2 separate regions of the Homo sapiens genome follow, and region 1 is linked to region 2. A link is an interaction called in ENCODE POLR2A ChIA-PET data of the cell type or tissue named here. Cell type or tissue: IMR-90. All regions are shown on one strand.

The links. Peaks named below come from ENCODE experiments on the same cell type or tissue, not always from the same donor. Only the 100,000 strongest peaks of a DNase experiment are listed, where the experiment ranks them.
Region 1: POLR2A ChIA-PET joins it to region 2 with 5 read pairs; 2 of 35 experiments call an interaction of 5 or more read pairs at or near these places.

The regions. Positions count from the first base shown.
Region 1 is chr6:149,529,540-149,532,039 of GRCh38, forward strand. All of the region lies in intron 7 of PPIL4 (peptidylprolyl isomerase like 4), which reads right to left. Among named protein-coding and RNA genes, the nearest start is that of PPIL4, 15 kb to the right of the region's middle. In IMR-90, no CTCF peak of the experiment used is centred here; no DNase peak of the experiment used is centred here.
Region 2 is chr6:149,846,654-149,849,153 of GRCh38, forward strand. The region is part of intron 2 of LRP11 (LDL receptor related protein 11); the gene reads right to left. The region is part of intron 10 of RAET1E-LRP11 (RAET1E-LRP11 readthrough); the gene reads right to left. Among named protein-coding and RNA genes, the nearest start is that of RAET1E-AS1, 16 kb to the right of the region's middle. In IMR-90, no CTCF peak of the experiment used is centred here; a DNase peak (open chromatin) is centred at 1,088; H3K27ac peaks cover 965 bases.

The DNA of each region.
Region 1 (2,500 bases), 320 kb before region 2:
ATCACGAGGTCAAGAGATCAAGACCATCCTGGCTAACACGGTGAAACCTCGTCTCTACTAAAAATACAAAATAATTAGCCGGGCGCGGTGGCACGTGCCTGTAGTCCCAGCTACTCAGGAGGCTGAGGCAGGAGAATCTCTTGAACCTGGGAGGCAGAGGTTGCAGTGAGCCGAGATAATGCCACTGTACTCTAGCCTGACGACAAGAGCGAGACTCCGTCTCAAAAAAAAAAAAAAAAGGAGGGAAAGAAAAGAAAGAAAAAGAAAAAGGGAAAGGAGAAAGGGAAAGGGAAGAAAGAAAAAAGGCACAGTGGAACCTTAAATGTATATTGCTAAGTGAAAGAAGACAGTCTGAAAAGGCTACATACGCTATAATTCCAACTATATGACATTTTGAAAATGCCAAAACTATATAGACAGTAAAAACATCAGTAGTTGCCAAGAAGTGGGTGTTGGGGGTGGGGATGAACAGGTGGAGCCCAGGGGATTTTTTAGACAGTGAAACTACCTTGAATGATCCTGTAAGGGTAGATATATGCTATCGTACATTTGTCAGTTCCACCGAATGTACAACACAAAGCTTGAATTCTAACGTAAATCATGGATTTTAATTAATAATGTATCAATATTGGCTCATCAATTGTTAACAAATGTGTCACAATAATGCAAGACTGGGGGAAAGAGGGAGGGAGTACTTAGAAACTCTCTGTACTTTATGTTCAGTTTTTCTGTAATTCTAAAATTGCTCTACAAATTGTCTATTAAAAACAAAGCCAAAAAAAGAATCCATGAGACACGGATAATGAACGGATAGATAAGCAGTTAAGAAGGGAGGGCTCAGGCGGGCACAGTGGCTCACACCTGTAATCCCAGCACTTTGGGAGGCCGAGGCAGGCAGATCACCAGGTCAGGAGTTTGAGACAAGCCTGACCAACATGGTGAAACCCTGTCTCTACTAAAAATACAAAAATTAGCTGGGCGTGGTGGCGGGCACCTATAATCCCTGCTACCCAGGAGGCTGAGGCAGGAGAATCGCTTAAACCTGGGAGGCAGAGGTTGCAGTGAGCCAAGATTGCGCCATTGCTCTCCAGCCTGGGTGACAGAGCGAGACTCCATCTCGGAAAAAAAAAAAGAAGGGAGGGCTCTTCCTTACAGTAGAATGCAGGTTGGTAATTGTGGAAAAAGTGGTGGGGGTGGGAAATTACCACTTTGCATAATTACCACTTTGCACTTAGCAGAGTCAAAACTGGTGCAGTCAGGAATCATGAATGGCTGAGAAATTTATGGGGGAAATTTGACAAGGAACAAGACATTTGAAAGATCTCCAAGTGTCTAGCCACAGATTGTCTATTGGAGACACCAGGCAGTGGACTACCATGACCAAGTGACCAAAATTACTCATCTTCCAATGAATATCGTACACCTCCAGATGTGACCTCTGAGGACACAACATCACTCACGTACTATTTCGGCTGTGGGTGCATAACCTGAATCTAATCATGAGGAAAGAGTAGATAAACCTAAATTGAAAAATATTCTATTGGCCGGGCACGGTGGCTCATGCCTGTAATCCCAGCACTTTGGGAGGCCAAGGCAGGAGGATCGCCTGAGGTCGGGAGTTGGAGACCAGCCTGGGCAACACAGTGAAACCCTGTCTCTACTACAATTACAAAAAATTAGCTGGATGTGGTGGCAGGCGCCTGTAATCCCAGCTACTCGGGAGCCTGAGGCAGAAGAATCGCTTGAACCCGGGAGGCAGAGGTTGCAGTGAGCCAAGATCGTGCCATTGCACTCCAGCCTGATAACAGAGCGAGATTCTGTCTCAAAAAAAAAAAAAAAAAAAAAATTAGCCAGGCGTGGGTGGCAGGCACCTATAATCCCAGCTATTTGGGAAGCTGAGGCAGCTGAATCGCTTGAACCTGGGAGGTGGAGGTTGCAGTGAGCCGAGATCATGCCATTGCACTTCAACCTGGGCAACAGAAACTCCGTCTCAAAAAAAAAAAAAGGAAAATATTCTACAAAATAAATGCAACAGATGATAAGTCACGAGCTGGATTCTAGTCTGGAGGAGGAAACAATTATAAAAGATATTATTAGAACAACTGGCAAAATTGGAATATAAACTGTAATTTCTTTTTTCTTTTTTTTGAGACGGAGTCTCGCCCTGTTGCCCAGGCCGGAGTGCAATGGCGCGATCTCGGCTCACAGCAACTTTCGCCTGCTGGGTTCAAGCGATTCTCCTGCCTCAGCCTCCTGAGTATCTAGGATTACAGCCGCATGCCTCTATACCCAGCTAATTTTTGTATTTTTAGTAGAGACGGAGTTTCACCATGTTGGCCAGGCTGGTCTCGAACTCCTGACCTCGTGATCCACCCGCCTCGGCCTCCCAAAGTGCTGGGATTACAGGCGTGAGCCACTGTGCCCGGCCCTATAAACTGTAATTTCTGTCACTTCTAAATTTTCTGATTTTGGTAACTACACTGTGAATACGTACATATTG
Region 2 (2,500 bases):
GGGGCCGGGCACAGTGGCTCACGCCTGTAATCTCACCACTTTGGGAGGCTGAGGTGGGTGGATCAGTTGAGGCCAGGAGTTTGAGACCAGCCTGGCCAACAATGGTGAAACCCCATCTTTACTAAAAATACAAAAATTAGCCAGGTGGTGCATGCCTGTAGTCCCAGCTACTTGGGAGGCTGAGGCATGAGAAACTCTTGAACCCAGGAGGCAGAGGTTGCAGTGAGCCAAGATTGCACCACTGCACTCTAGCCTGGGTGACAGAGCGAGATCCTATCTCAATATAAAATAAAATAAAATAATAGAATAGAATAGAATAGAATAGAATAGAATAGAATAGAATAGAATAGAATAGAATAGAATAAACCAAGGAAGCACTGAGGCCAGGGAGCTGGGTGTACCATCCATGAGGCTGCTGGCGTCACCCTGTGCCAGAGCTCCCTGCAAAAGTCAGTGAGTCACTGAGCTTCTGGGTGTCAAAGCTCAGAGTGCCAATGTCAGACTAAACTCTGCAGGCCTGCGGTTCACTAGCAAGCCTCTTGTCAACACTGGGGCTGAAAGGACAGAGCATCCCTGGGTCAGGGGCCATCCTCACACCTGGCCTTGGCATGCTTCCCCCCTGCCTGCCCAGGCACTGCCTCTCTGATACAGGCAACACTGGGTCCAGATGCAGATGATGATATCACCTCAGCCTCCTGAGCACACTCCAGTTTAGATCTATCCAGATTGAATGTCCCTTCCCTAGCTCTTTTAGCTAACGAGAGCTGTCTCTCCTGCATTCAGATATTTAGAAGATGTAGAACTGTCACACGGATGCTTTCCCTTTAAGGGCCCAGGTGACCCTTCTATACATTTTCTCCCATTAGGATGACACTGGAGAGAGGGTTTACAGTGTTTCACAGACATGTTCCAAGTATCAGGATAAAAAACTATCTATATATGTACACACAACATATCCAATTTGTAACTTGGAAAAAGACATGATCATAAACCAGGAGCTCCCAATCTCTGCTCAAGATCCCTGTTCAGCAGTAACAGCCTTTGGTGGTTGGCTTCTGGCCAAATCAATGAATGACTCAGCCTGTTGTCTGACTCAACCCCATCTTCCTAGCTAGGAATTCAGTGGCTAGCAATACACGTTTGGGCTTCTCATATATGTCTAAACTAAATTACACACACACACACACACACACACACACACACACACACACACACACACACACACATTGTATATACTTGGTTACAAAGACTTAGTAATACCTGTCTATTTAAAAAAATTATGTACAGCAGGTAGGCCAGGATGCAGTTAGTTTTAATTTAATAATGAAGTTGTTGGTTTAAATAATGCCCATCCTTTAGCAAGCTTCCTTACGTGTGGTTTTCTGAAGTCACTGCTGTAGACTGAATGGCTGAGTGCCCTCCCAAGGTCACATGTTCAAACCTAACGCCCAGTGTGATGGCGTTTGGAGATACGTGCTCATGAATGAGGTTAGTGCCCTTATAAAAGAGGTCCCATGTTATTAAAAAGTAAAAAACAAAACAAAACAAAAAAAACCCCACCAGATGCTGGTGAGGTTGTGGAGCAAAGGGAACACTTACACACTGCTGGTGGGAGTGCAAATTAGTTCACCCATTGTGAAAAGTGGTGTACTGTGGAAAGTGGTGTGACAATTCCTCAAATAACTAAAAACAGAACTATCATTTGACCCAGCAATCCCATTACTAGGTATATACCCAAAGAATACAAACTGTTCTACTATAAAGACACATGCATGCATACGTTCACTGCAGCGCTATTCACAATAGCAAAGATATGGAATCAACCTAAATGCCCATCAACGGTAGACTGGATGAAGAATATGTGGTACATATACACCATGGAATACTATGCAGCCATACAAAACAACAAGATCATGTCCTTTGTAGGAACATGGATGCAGCTGGAGGTCCTTATTCTCAGCAAACTAATGCAAGAACAGAAAACCAAATACCACATGTTCTCACTTATAAGTGGGAGCTAAATGAGAACACATGGACAGAGAAAGGGGAACAGCACAACGCTGGGACCTACTTGAGGGTGGAGGATGGAAGGAGGGAGAGGTTTAGAAAAAAAACAAAACTGCTGGGTAATATGCTTAATACCCAGGTGAGGATATAATCTGTACACCAAGCCCCTAAGTCATAAGTTTATCTATATAACAAACCTGCACATGTACCCCTTAACCTAAAAGTTAAAATATGTTTAAATATAAAATAAAAGAGGCCCCAGAGGGCTGCCTTGCCTCTGTTGCCATATGAGGACACAGTGAGAAGATGGCTGGTTATAAAATAAGAAATGGGTCCTCACTAGACGCCAAAGCTGATTGTACCTTGATTTTGGACTTCCCAGCATCCAGAACTGAAAGAAATTCATTTCTGCTCTTTAGAAGCCACCCAGTCATGGTGTTTTATTATAGCAGACCAAATGGACTAAGATAATCATTTAGAAAATTTTAAGCAA